Regions from separate parts of the Homo sapiens genome. Here region 1 is linked to region 2. Evidence: read pairs that join two places in POLR2A ChIA-PET (ENCODE). Cell type or tissue: B cell. All regions are shown on one strand. Region 1 overlaps CCDC88C (coiled-coil domain containing 88C). Region 2 overlaps CCDC88C (coiled-coil domain containing 88C).

Evidence for each region. Peaks named below come from ENCODE experiments on the same cell type or tissue, not always from the same donor. Only the 100,000 strongest peaks of a DNase experiment are listed, where the experiment ranks them.
Region 1: POLR2A ChIA-PET joins it to region 2 with 11 read pairs; 13 of 35 experiments call an interaction of 5 or more read pairs at or near these places.

Annotation. Positions count from the first base shown.
Region 1 is chr14:91,301,211-91,306,210 of GRCh38, reverse strand. CCDC88C (coiled-coil domain containing 88C) reads left to right here. Exons shown (of 30, transcript NM_001080414.4): 19 at 285-446; 20 at 2,233-2,510. Among named protein-coding and RNA genes, the nearest start is that of GPR68, 59 kb to the right of the region's middle. RefSeq lists enhancers at 1-88, 89-924 and silencers at 2,629-2,788, 2,949-3,008. In B cell, no CTCF peak of the experiment used is centred here; a DNase peak (open chromatin) is centred at 2,720; H3K27ac peaks cover 1,082 bases.
Region 2 is chr14:91,354,396-91,359,395 of GRCh38, reverse strand. The region is part of intron 4 of CCDC88C (coiled-coil domain containing 88C); the gene reads left to right. Among named protein-coding and RNA genes, the nearest start is that of CCDC88C, 61 kb to the left of the region's middle. RefSeq lists an enhancer at 3,988-4,498. In B cell, a CTCF peak has its summit at 4,283 (motif pointing left); DNase peaks (open chromatin) are centred at 2,935, 4,015 and 4,185; H3K4me3 peaks cover 1,408 bases; H3K27ac peaks cover 1,600 bases.

The DNA.
Region 1 (5,000 bases), 53 kb after region 2:
GAAAGCATTAAAGAGACAAAGGAAGCAGCTTTAACTCCAGCATGCATTCACCTCCCACTCACATATGCAGGTGTCAGGCAGTGTCCCCATGATGTGTAGCCTTTAAAAAAAATCCTGCTGATTATCTTTTTCAAAGAGAGAAAATATACTGACCTCATCCAGCGGACCCTCGATTTGGCCCCCAAAACATCAACTTTTGAGGGTTCGTTACAACCCAAGTACCTGTGGCCAGTTAGCATTTACCCAGTTGGAGTTTGATTCGCTCATGCCTCCCGATCTTCTAGAATGCAGCTCTGCAGGCTGAGAAGCAGCTGCTAAAGGAACAGCTGCAGCACCTGGAGACCCAGAACGTGACCTTCAGCAGCCAGATCTTGACACTGCAGAAACAGAGCGCCTTCCTGCAGGAGCACAACACCACACTGCAGACCCAGACCGCCAAGCTGCAGGTGAGCGGGGCTCCCAACACCAGTGGTCACAAGCCTGGCGGGATGTTTATCTGTGGCTCCTGGGGACCAACTGGGGGCATTAGGACTCCTCAAAAGCAGCAGATCAAAGCACAAAGCAGTTTGGGATTTTGTTAATAGAGACCCGCTGTAAACAGTGATCAGTGAAGGGGGTGATAGTTTTTAAGCCATTTTCAGTGATTGAGAAAATGGCTGCATGGGCCATTTTCATTTCATTTCTCTCCTTTTACTTGCATTCTTGTCCATGTTTTCCAGTCTTTTCCTTGAAGTGTTACTAGGACTGACTTGGAAAAGAGGTTTCAGGATTAAGCTTGGTTTAACAAAGTTAACCAGGTTTCTTTACTGTAGAACCTGGCAGAACTCTTTCTTTTTAAGCTAATGTGAATTTTTAATCTCTAAGAGGGAAGTGTAGGATATTAAGTGGCTCCCAGACTGTTGAGAGCATCAAGCAGAACTAGGTTGTGTGCCACTTCAGATGCTTGTTTTCATTTATCGCCTATAGACTGTGGGGAAATAAATTATTTATTGCAGTTTTTGTTTGTTTGTTTTGAGATGGAGTCTCACTCTGTCACCCAGGCTGGAGTGCAGTGGTGCGATCTCGGCTCACTGCAAGCTCCACCTCCCAGGTTCAAGTGATTCTTGTGCCTTGGCTAATTTTTGTATTTTTAGTAGAGATGGGATTTCACGAAGTTAGCCAGGCTGGTCTCGAACTCCTGACCTCAAATGATCCACCCACCTCACCTCCCAAAGTGCTGGGATTACAGGCGTGAGCCACCACACCTGGCTTTTTATTGCAATTTCTGAGAAAAGTTTGAAAATATGTATCTTATGGGGCAAGGACAATCAACAGGAAACTGTTTGGCAAAGAAATCGGAATTTGTTCTGGTAACAAGAAAATAGTATATTGACTTACTATTTTGAATTTTTCTTACAGTCTTAATCTGGTTTTAATATCAGGGTAATTCTGGCTTCATAAAATGATTTGGGAAGTATTCCCTCCTCTTCAGTTTTCTGATGATTTTGGATGTTGTTGGATGGAGAGGTATACAAATATCAATTATGTTAAGTAGGTTGATAGTATTGTTCAGGTATTCTATATCCTTATTTACAGATATTCTGTATACTTGTTCTAGAAAATAGGTTCTGTTTTCATTGTAAGAGACAGGGTTTCACTCTGTCGCCCAGGCTGGAGTGCAGTGCTGCAATCATAGCTCACTATAACCTCCAACTCCTGGGCTCAAGCAGTCCTCCTGCCTCAGCCTCCCAAGTAGCTGGGACTATAGGCATACAACACCATGCCCAGCTAAGTTAAAAATACTTTTTTTTTGTAGAGATGGGGTCTCACTATGTTGCTCAGGCTGGTCTTGAATTCTTTGGTTCAAGTGACCCTCCTGCTTCTGCTTCCTGAAGTCCTGGGATTACAAGCCTGAGCCACCACAGTCAGCTGAAAAGAGGTTTTTAAAAAATAGTCAGAGAGGGCACAGCACACAAGGGAGTTATCCAGGGAAAGGACATCATCTGCCCCAGCAGCTCACATTTGTGGCGAGTGGCTCAGGACTGAAGTACCCTCTGAGTGCCCGTCTATGCGGTTTAGTCCCCTTCCCACAGCAGTTGCTTAAGTTCTGGAACAGCCATCCTGGGTACCCTCTGGGTCTTCTGCCCTGAGGGTCCCGGCTATTTTCGTGTCTGCTCGAGCACTTGACCTGCTCCCCAGCCCTCCTCGCTGACTGTGGGGCCTGCGCCACGCCGCGCTTCTCCCTCTCGGCAGGTGGAGAACTCCACGCTGAGTTCCCAGAGCGCAGCGCTCACCGCGCAGTACACGCTGCTGCAGAACCACCACACGGCCAAGGAGACGGAGAACGAAAGCCTGCAGAGGCAGCAGGAGCAACTTACAGCGGCCTACGAGGCCCTGCTGCAGGACCACGAGCACCTGGGCACGCTGCACGAGCGGCAATCGGCCGAGTACGAGGCCCTCATCCGCCAGCACAGCTGCCTAAAGACACTGCATCGGAATCTGGAGCTGGAGCACAAGGAGCTCGGGGAGAGGTAGGGCCTGGGGAAGGAAGGGGATCTGGGGAGGGGTAGAGTCCAGAGGAGAGGCTGGGCCCAGGGGGAAAGGTGGGGCCTGGGGTAGATGGGTGGGACCTAGGGGAGAGGCAGGGCCTGGGGAAGATGGGTGGAGCCTGGAGGAGATGGGTGGGACCTGGGGGAGAGTGATAGAGCCTGGAGGAGGGGTGGGGCCTGGGGAGAGGGGTGGAGCCTGGAGGAGAGGCAGAGCCTGGGGAGAGAGGTGGAGCCTGGAGAGAGGCGGGGTCTGGGGGAGGTGGGTAGGACCTGTGGGAAAGGCAGGGACTGGGGGAGATGGGTGGAGCCTGGACGAGAGGCGGGGGCCTCGTGAGAAGGGTGGAGCCTGGAGGAGAGGTGGAGCCTGGAGCAGAGGTGGGGTCTCAGGAGAGGGTCTCAGGAGAGGCAGGGCTTTGGGGAAGTGGGCAGGGCCCGGGGGAGAGGCAGGGTGTGTGGGGAGGGGAGGTGAAGGAGGGTGGAGGTGGGGCCCCTGGGTAGGCCTGCAGCGGGGCCTGAGGCCAGGCCTGGGGAGTCTGTCAGGCTGCGCGGAGGACTGGGACTTCCCTGGACCTCCCCTGCAGGAAATCTCTTGGCCAGCTGCTTCCCATTGTTGGGGCACCTGAGCTTTCCCAAAAGGAAGGAAATAAACGTTACCTTTAGCAATTTGGAATTTGTGCAACTGAAGACAGTAGTAAGAGGGGCTCCTGTGTGGAGAAGGGGATGCCTCTACTATTTCCAGTGGGCCTTTGGGGCCCTGATCCCTAAGGGTTCTCTTCTGTCTCTTTTCTCCCCAAAACAGAAATAAGGAGGGAATTCTCCACGGCTCCGTTTGTAGGGGTATGCCTTCTCTGGCCTCCCAGCTCTTCTCTTTCATATCAAGGTCTCGCTTGCTTTTTTTCATTTTTAACCTTTAATTATGGAAACTTCCGAACATATAGAAAGGAAGCAGAATCATATAGTGAAACTCTTGTGTATGCATCATGCACTCTCGACAGTCATTTATGTCCTGCTGTTCTCATTTCATGTGCACCTCCCACTCTCCACACCCTCACCCCATTTTTTACAGGTAAAACTTACATTGAAATGCACACATCTTAACTTTGCACTCTTGACAGTTCATGGTCTTGGGTTTTGTATTCATTAAGTCAGCCAATCTGGGCTGGGATTCTGTCTCCTGCTGATCAGTGATGGTACCAGGCACCTGCGCAGGGCATGGCAGGATCCAGGGAGGGCTAGGAGAGGTAGGATGCTGCTCTCCAGAGTCTGAGGGGCAGGTGTGATGTGCACCTGAATCTGATGCATGAGAGAGACATGGCTAAAGAGAGGCTCTCAGGTACTTGGAGTACAACAGAGGGAGCAAGATCTACTTCCTTTGCCTGGGAAATGGCCCTGCTGATGGTATATCCTTTGGAGCCGCCTCAACAACATGGCTAAGTGATCGTTGGTTCTTCAAGGTGGGAGTGGGGAGGACATCTCCACGGTCAGGAGCCACAAATGTCATTGAATCACAAAAGCCTTGTGCGGGCGCTGATGATGCTTGTGGGTTCATGGGTGGTGATGACATTCATTTATTCACTTGCCAAGTGCTTCCTTTTTGTCTCTATCTGGAGTTCTTCACCCCTTTTATCCATCCAGATCTCCATCCTTCAGGGGCTGTTGAGGCATCTGAAACTATAAGACTACTCCTTCCGGCCTAAAGTAGCATCTTCTGCCTCTTTTCACTTTGATCTCTCCCTCGTCTTCCCCCACCCATCTTGTTATTTGTGTGACATTTATTGTGTACGTGGTGCTGTGTCTAGACATGGTAGGAGTTGCACCCAGCTGACAAACTAATGAAGCATTCGTGTAAGTCTGATACTAGCATGATGCCCAGCACTCACCAGGCACTTGCGTGCCTTATTCTTAGTGTTATGTTATGTCGTATTAAATAATGCTGTATTGTATTCTTTCCTTCTTTCTTTATTTTGAGATGGAGTCTCACTCTGTCGCCCAGGCTGGAGTGCAGTGGAGCGATCTTGGCTCACAGCAGCCTCCACCTCCCGGCTTCAAGCAATCCTCCTACTTCAGCCTCCCAAGTAGCTGGGACTACAGGCATGCACCACCACACCCGGCTAATTTTTGTATTTTTTAGTAGAGATGGGGTTTCACCATGTTGACCAGGCTGGTTTTGAACTCCCTACCTCAAGTGATCCACCTGTCTCGGCCTCCCAAAATGCTGGGATTATAGGCGTGAGCCACCGTGCTGACCCCTTATTGTATTCTTAATGTGCATTCAGAGAGCAAAGGTTTTGGCAGGTGGAGTCTGGACTGTTGTTTTCCCTGCAGGTCCTTGCTCAGTACAGCATGTGGTAGTTACTCAGTGCTTTTTGCTGGTTGGACAGATGACTGGAGGCTCCCTTGCTGTGTCTGCAGCAGGGCTACAGGTTTAGGAGTGTAGGTACATGGCACACAAGGATGATGGTTTTCTCTTCT
Region 2 (5,000 bases):
GGAGGCCCAGGCGGCCGGATCATGAAGTCAGGAGATCGAGACCATCCTGGCTAACAAGGTGAAACCCCATCTCTACTAAAAATACAAAGAATTAGTTGGGCATGGTAGTCCCAGCTACTCGGGAGGCTGAGGCAGGAGAATGGCCCGGAGCTTGCAGTGAGCTGAGATTGTGCCACTGCACTCCAGCCTGGGCACAGAGCAAGACTGTGTCTCAAAAAAAAAAAAAAAAAAAAAAGAATGAAGCCTCCCAACCGCTCAGATGTGTGTGCAGAGGCCAGTGAGGCCACCGCCTTGTTCCTCCTGGGAAGATGAGTTTGGGTTTAGGTGCCTGAGTCATACCATCTGGTGGACTCACCTCCTCAGTAAGTGTGGAATCAGCTGACACCATCAGGGAGTGTGGTACCTTAGACAAGAGAGTAAGAATCTCTTTAGAGAACTGACATCTGTCACTGGGGTCCTGCGAGGTTCATGCTCGGTGACGGAGCTCATTGATCTGTCTTATGTCTCCCTGTTGGACTCAGCTCTCCTGGCAGGCACGCGTTCTAGGTCCCCGCAGTCTCTGACGCTCAGTGTGAGTTTGAAAGACTCAATGAGGCCGAGCGCAGTGGCTCACTCCTATAACCCCAAAACTTTGGGAGGCCGAGGCAGGAGGATCGCTTGAGCCCAAGAGTTTAAGACCAGCCTGGGCAACATAGTGAGATCTCATCTCTAATTATAAAATGAAAAAAAGAAAGACCAAATTAAATGTCCTCCTGGCATCTTACAGAAAGTCAGAACTTAATCTCTGCCTGTCAGATAACTTCCTTGGTGCATTAAATGGAGTAATGCCTTGCGTCCCTTTCACCTGTGTGTGTTTACCTGCACCCATAGCTGGTGGACAGAAGTCGCAGGCCCCAGGGACAGAGTTACTCGCTGGCTAGGACTTCCCTTGTTCTGATGGAGACCTTGTCATCATTTTGAAACCTTAGGTCTGGGGCCTCCTGGAGTAGGTGAGGGGTCAAGGAACACAGGAAAAGCCACACCTGTAGGATGGTAATAAACCGTGAATCCTAAACATTAGAGACATTTCCAAAAGGGACTCGGGCTTCCTCTGTTGGCGTCTCCTCAGCCTGGTCTCACTGCAGCCTGGCCATCCCCTCTCCTGTCCGTATGACAGTAGCTAGTGGCCTTGAGACTTTAGAAGAGTTCACTGAGTAACCAGCCGAGGACAAAGCTGGTAGGAGAGCAGTCTTCTTTTAGTGCCACCGCCCTGAGAACATCAGCAGCGGCTTCCTTGTTCCGTGGGGGCGCTCTTTCTGGGCTCCAGCTGGCTGAGGTGTCCGCCTTTGCATGAGCCAGAAGGAAGAGCATCCCTGGACCCCTGATAGTCTTCAGTGCTCTGGCCTGTGGGCACTCACCGCCTTACATGGAGACCCTGCAGAGGCCACCCCTGGTCCTCCTGGTGGCCCCCGGCAGCAAGCGCCCTCCCCCACTTCCCGTGTTAGTAGCAGGGGGCCTTTGGTTCTGCTCCCCTGCCAGCTCTGCCATGGGGCCATGTGTGTTCCGGCTTTATTTCATGGCTCCCCCAGAGAAGGGCGGGGACGCCAGATGCAGTCCATGCTGGCCACAGCCCTGGGCTCCAGGGACCGGGGGACTCTCATGATTTCTGGTAACTTCAGGGAAGTGGAGCCTGTTTTGCTGAGCAGAACTCTGCCACCTTCCTAGTTTATTTGGGGCTGGTTACGGGAGGAGATGAGAGTGATGCCTGTAGAGGTTGGCGGTAGCTTAGTCCTGTTGTTCTGTCTGCCCTGGAGACAGTGGAGGAGCAAAAGGAGGGGACAGCCACTCCGTCTGCCCTGGAGACAGTGGAGGAGCAAAAGGAGGGGACAGCCACTCCTTAGCACGCCCACCCTGTGCTTGGCACTGAACGTGCGTTACAAATGCAATGAAAGACCGAGCGTGCTGGCGAGACACTAGTTCTACAAAAAATAAAAAAGTTAGCCGGGCATGGTGACACGCACTCATAGTCCTAGCTACTTTAGGAGGCTGAGGCAGAAGGATTGCTTAAGCCCAGGAGGTCGAGGCTGCAGTAAGCTGTGATTGTGCCACTGCACTCCAGCCTGGACGACAGGCAAGACTCCATCTTTAATTAGTTAATTAAAATTTGTATTTAAAGGAATGAAAACGTGCTTCTGTGGTGTGGCTGCGCCCATTTCCGTTTATAGGGAGAGAACTGAGGCTCCGAGGGCTTGGGTGCCATGTCCTTGACCAGTTGGCCTGTAAGCAGAGGGGCTGATTGGAAACCTGCTCTGTCCGCCCCCAAACCTGAGCCTCTTCATCTGTCACACATGGACATCTATGGGTTAGGTTTAACTGTAGGCAATTGCCAATATCCAGTCTTTTTTGACCTATAAAAATGGCATATGGTTGAACCTAATATTAAACGCATCCTTCTCCCCGCCTTTTCTCACCCCTCCCTTTAGCTCCAATGTTACCTGCATAGCTTGCCCACCTTCCTGCTGGTGCTCCCCCTCTTCTCATCCCTGCAGGTGTCTCCCCTTCCACTACCATCTGGAAGCCTGCCCTCTCTGCCCCACTACCATCAGGCACCTCCCAACACCACAGAGATTGTCCATGGGCAGAGAACATAGGTCCGCATCTCAGGTCTGCTGCCAAACAGAAACATCTGTAAAGATGTGGATGCTGATTTTTTTTTTTAACAGCTTTATTGAGGTATCATTTGCATGCTATAAAACACACCCATTGTAAGTGTATAATTCAGTGATTTTTTTTCATAAATATACAAAGCTGTAAAACCCTAACCACAATTCAGTTTTTAGAATGTTAAGAGGAAGCTGGTTTTAGACTGTTGACAGGTGAATTGAATGTCCCTGGGGCCCCCGTGGTATATAATCAGCCCACATGGATCAGCTGGTCCCAGCTCTGAAGGTGGAGTTGGAGAAACTGGACAGTGAGGGCTGGGAAAGTGAAGGACGGGAATAACTCTACCCATCACCGAGGGCTCAGAGGGCCCCGGGCCTCGCTGACTGACATGCTAGACGGTGGCCTCGGCAGGCTGCACACAGAGGGCAACGTGTCAGGGCTGGGGGACGGGGAGCTGGGTGCACGGATGAGTAGGTTTGACAGGGGTCCCATGGTGCTCTGAGAGCAGAGGAGGCTGGCAGCGGACATCCACCAGCAGGAAGATGCAGACACCAGTGCTAGGGGCAGAGGGATGTATTTATGAAATAGCATTTTCAGTTTTAAATTGTAAAAATAGATGTGTGAAGCTCTTTTCGTTTCTTTTTAAACAAAGAACAAAGTTGGTGTTTTTTTAATTTGTATGGTTGCCCGGGGTGGGGCATGTGTGTGCTTTTTGACTAAATCTATCCCCGTCGTGTGTGAGGGGCTTGCTTTGTACTCTTTTTGATGGATGCTAACACTGTACTGTTATTTATAACGTTTTATAGTTTGGGGTAACTTTTCTGTTTTGGGCACATAGCATCACAAGCTCCCAGATTCCAGATCCCAACAGAGCATCTGGTCCACCCACTGTTCCCCAACACAATGATACTAAAAGACCCTGAGAGTCTACGCATTTGTCCCCTTTCTCTGACCTAAAAAAGGGAGGTGCCACAACTTACAGTTTTTCTGTATGTCTCACTTAACCCCCCACACCCATCAGACAGAAGGGTGTTCACTCTCTTCCTATCCTGGGTGGAAGTCAAGGACAGTGCAGTAACTATGAAACAGTACTTCGTATACTGAAAATTGCTTTTGAAATCTCTCCTCAGCATCTGCCCGTCCCGGCCCAAACTCCTCACTCCCTTACGCTGTGTCTGCCCTGGGACCGTCTCTGGATTTCTGCTCTGATGGTGCTGTGGTTTTGCAGCTCACTCTCAGCTGCACCCACGCCCCCGGGGAGGGGAGGGTCTGTCTGGTGCCTCACTGCTGTAGTCTCTGCTTCTCCGAGCACGGCCTGGGCTCTGGCTGGACCCTGCTTGAACCCCGCCCTCACTTTTATATGACGGCTCTTATAAGAGCCTGCCCCCATAGTGAGGCGGTGTGCAGGCTTCTGGGGCCTGAGTGCCGTAGAGCGTCCTTCGCCTTGTTTCCCCTCAGCCATCCTTATCCTTCCCTCTTACCCGTGTCTGCGCTGTCGCCTGGTGTCCCGGGTCTACCCTCAGTGCACCCCCAGAAGCCGAGCTCTCCTCTGCAGCCCTCCTCACCACCACCAGCTCCCCTGCTTCCGCCTGGCTGCTCCCCAGGGCAGTGTCCTCACCTCTGCCCCCTGCAGTCTGCTCCCAGCATGGCAGCCCGAGCAGCCCACTCCTCAGGTCAGCCGACTGTCATTTTGCAGCCCGCTCCGGGCACTAGGGCCTGTGCACCTGCCGGTCCCTCTGCCAGCGAGCTGTGTAAACACCTCCTGTGAGCCCCTGTTCAGTGTGGCCCCACCTGTCTCTCCTGCCACACGCCCTGTCTTCTTTGTTCTGCTCTGCTTTCCCTTCTCCATATCTTTTGGCACCTGTGAATAGCCTATACTGTTCACTTATTTTTTCCCCTCTGTGGCATTGCATACTTTTCCCCCGTTAGGGTGCACGCTCTCATGACAGCAGGAATCCTGGGGTTTTTTGTTGTTGTTGTCAGTGCGTTCGAATGCCTAGATCAGTGTCTGGCATGTAGTAGGTGCTCAGTAAATACAGCATCCATGCAGGGGGCCCACCTTTCTCTCTTCCTCTCTCCACTTTGCTCTCCCGTCAAGCTGGGGCCCCTGACAGGTGTTACCCACTTGCTCTCATAGATAAGAAGGCCAGTTGTCAGTGGTCAGGGTCAAGTGAGATTCATTCTCTGCCCAGTACCACGTGTCTGTCTCCCCTAGGCCTGAGATGACTCCCTGAAAACCGCCTTCACCATCTTGCCAGCTGCACAGCTATTAAATATCTTTCGCGGTTACTGGTGAGTGTTTTCTACAAGAAGCCTGTGAGAAGCAAGAGCTCACGTCTGTGCTGTGAGGGAGGATG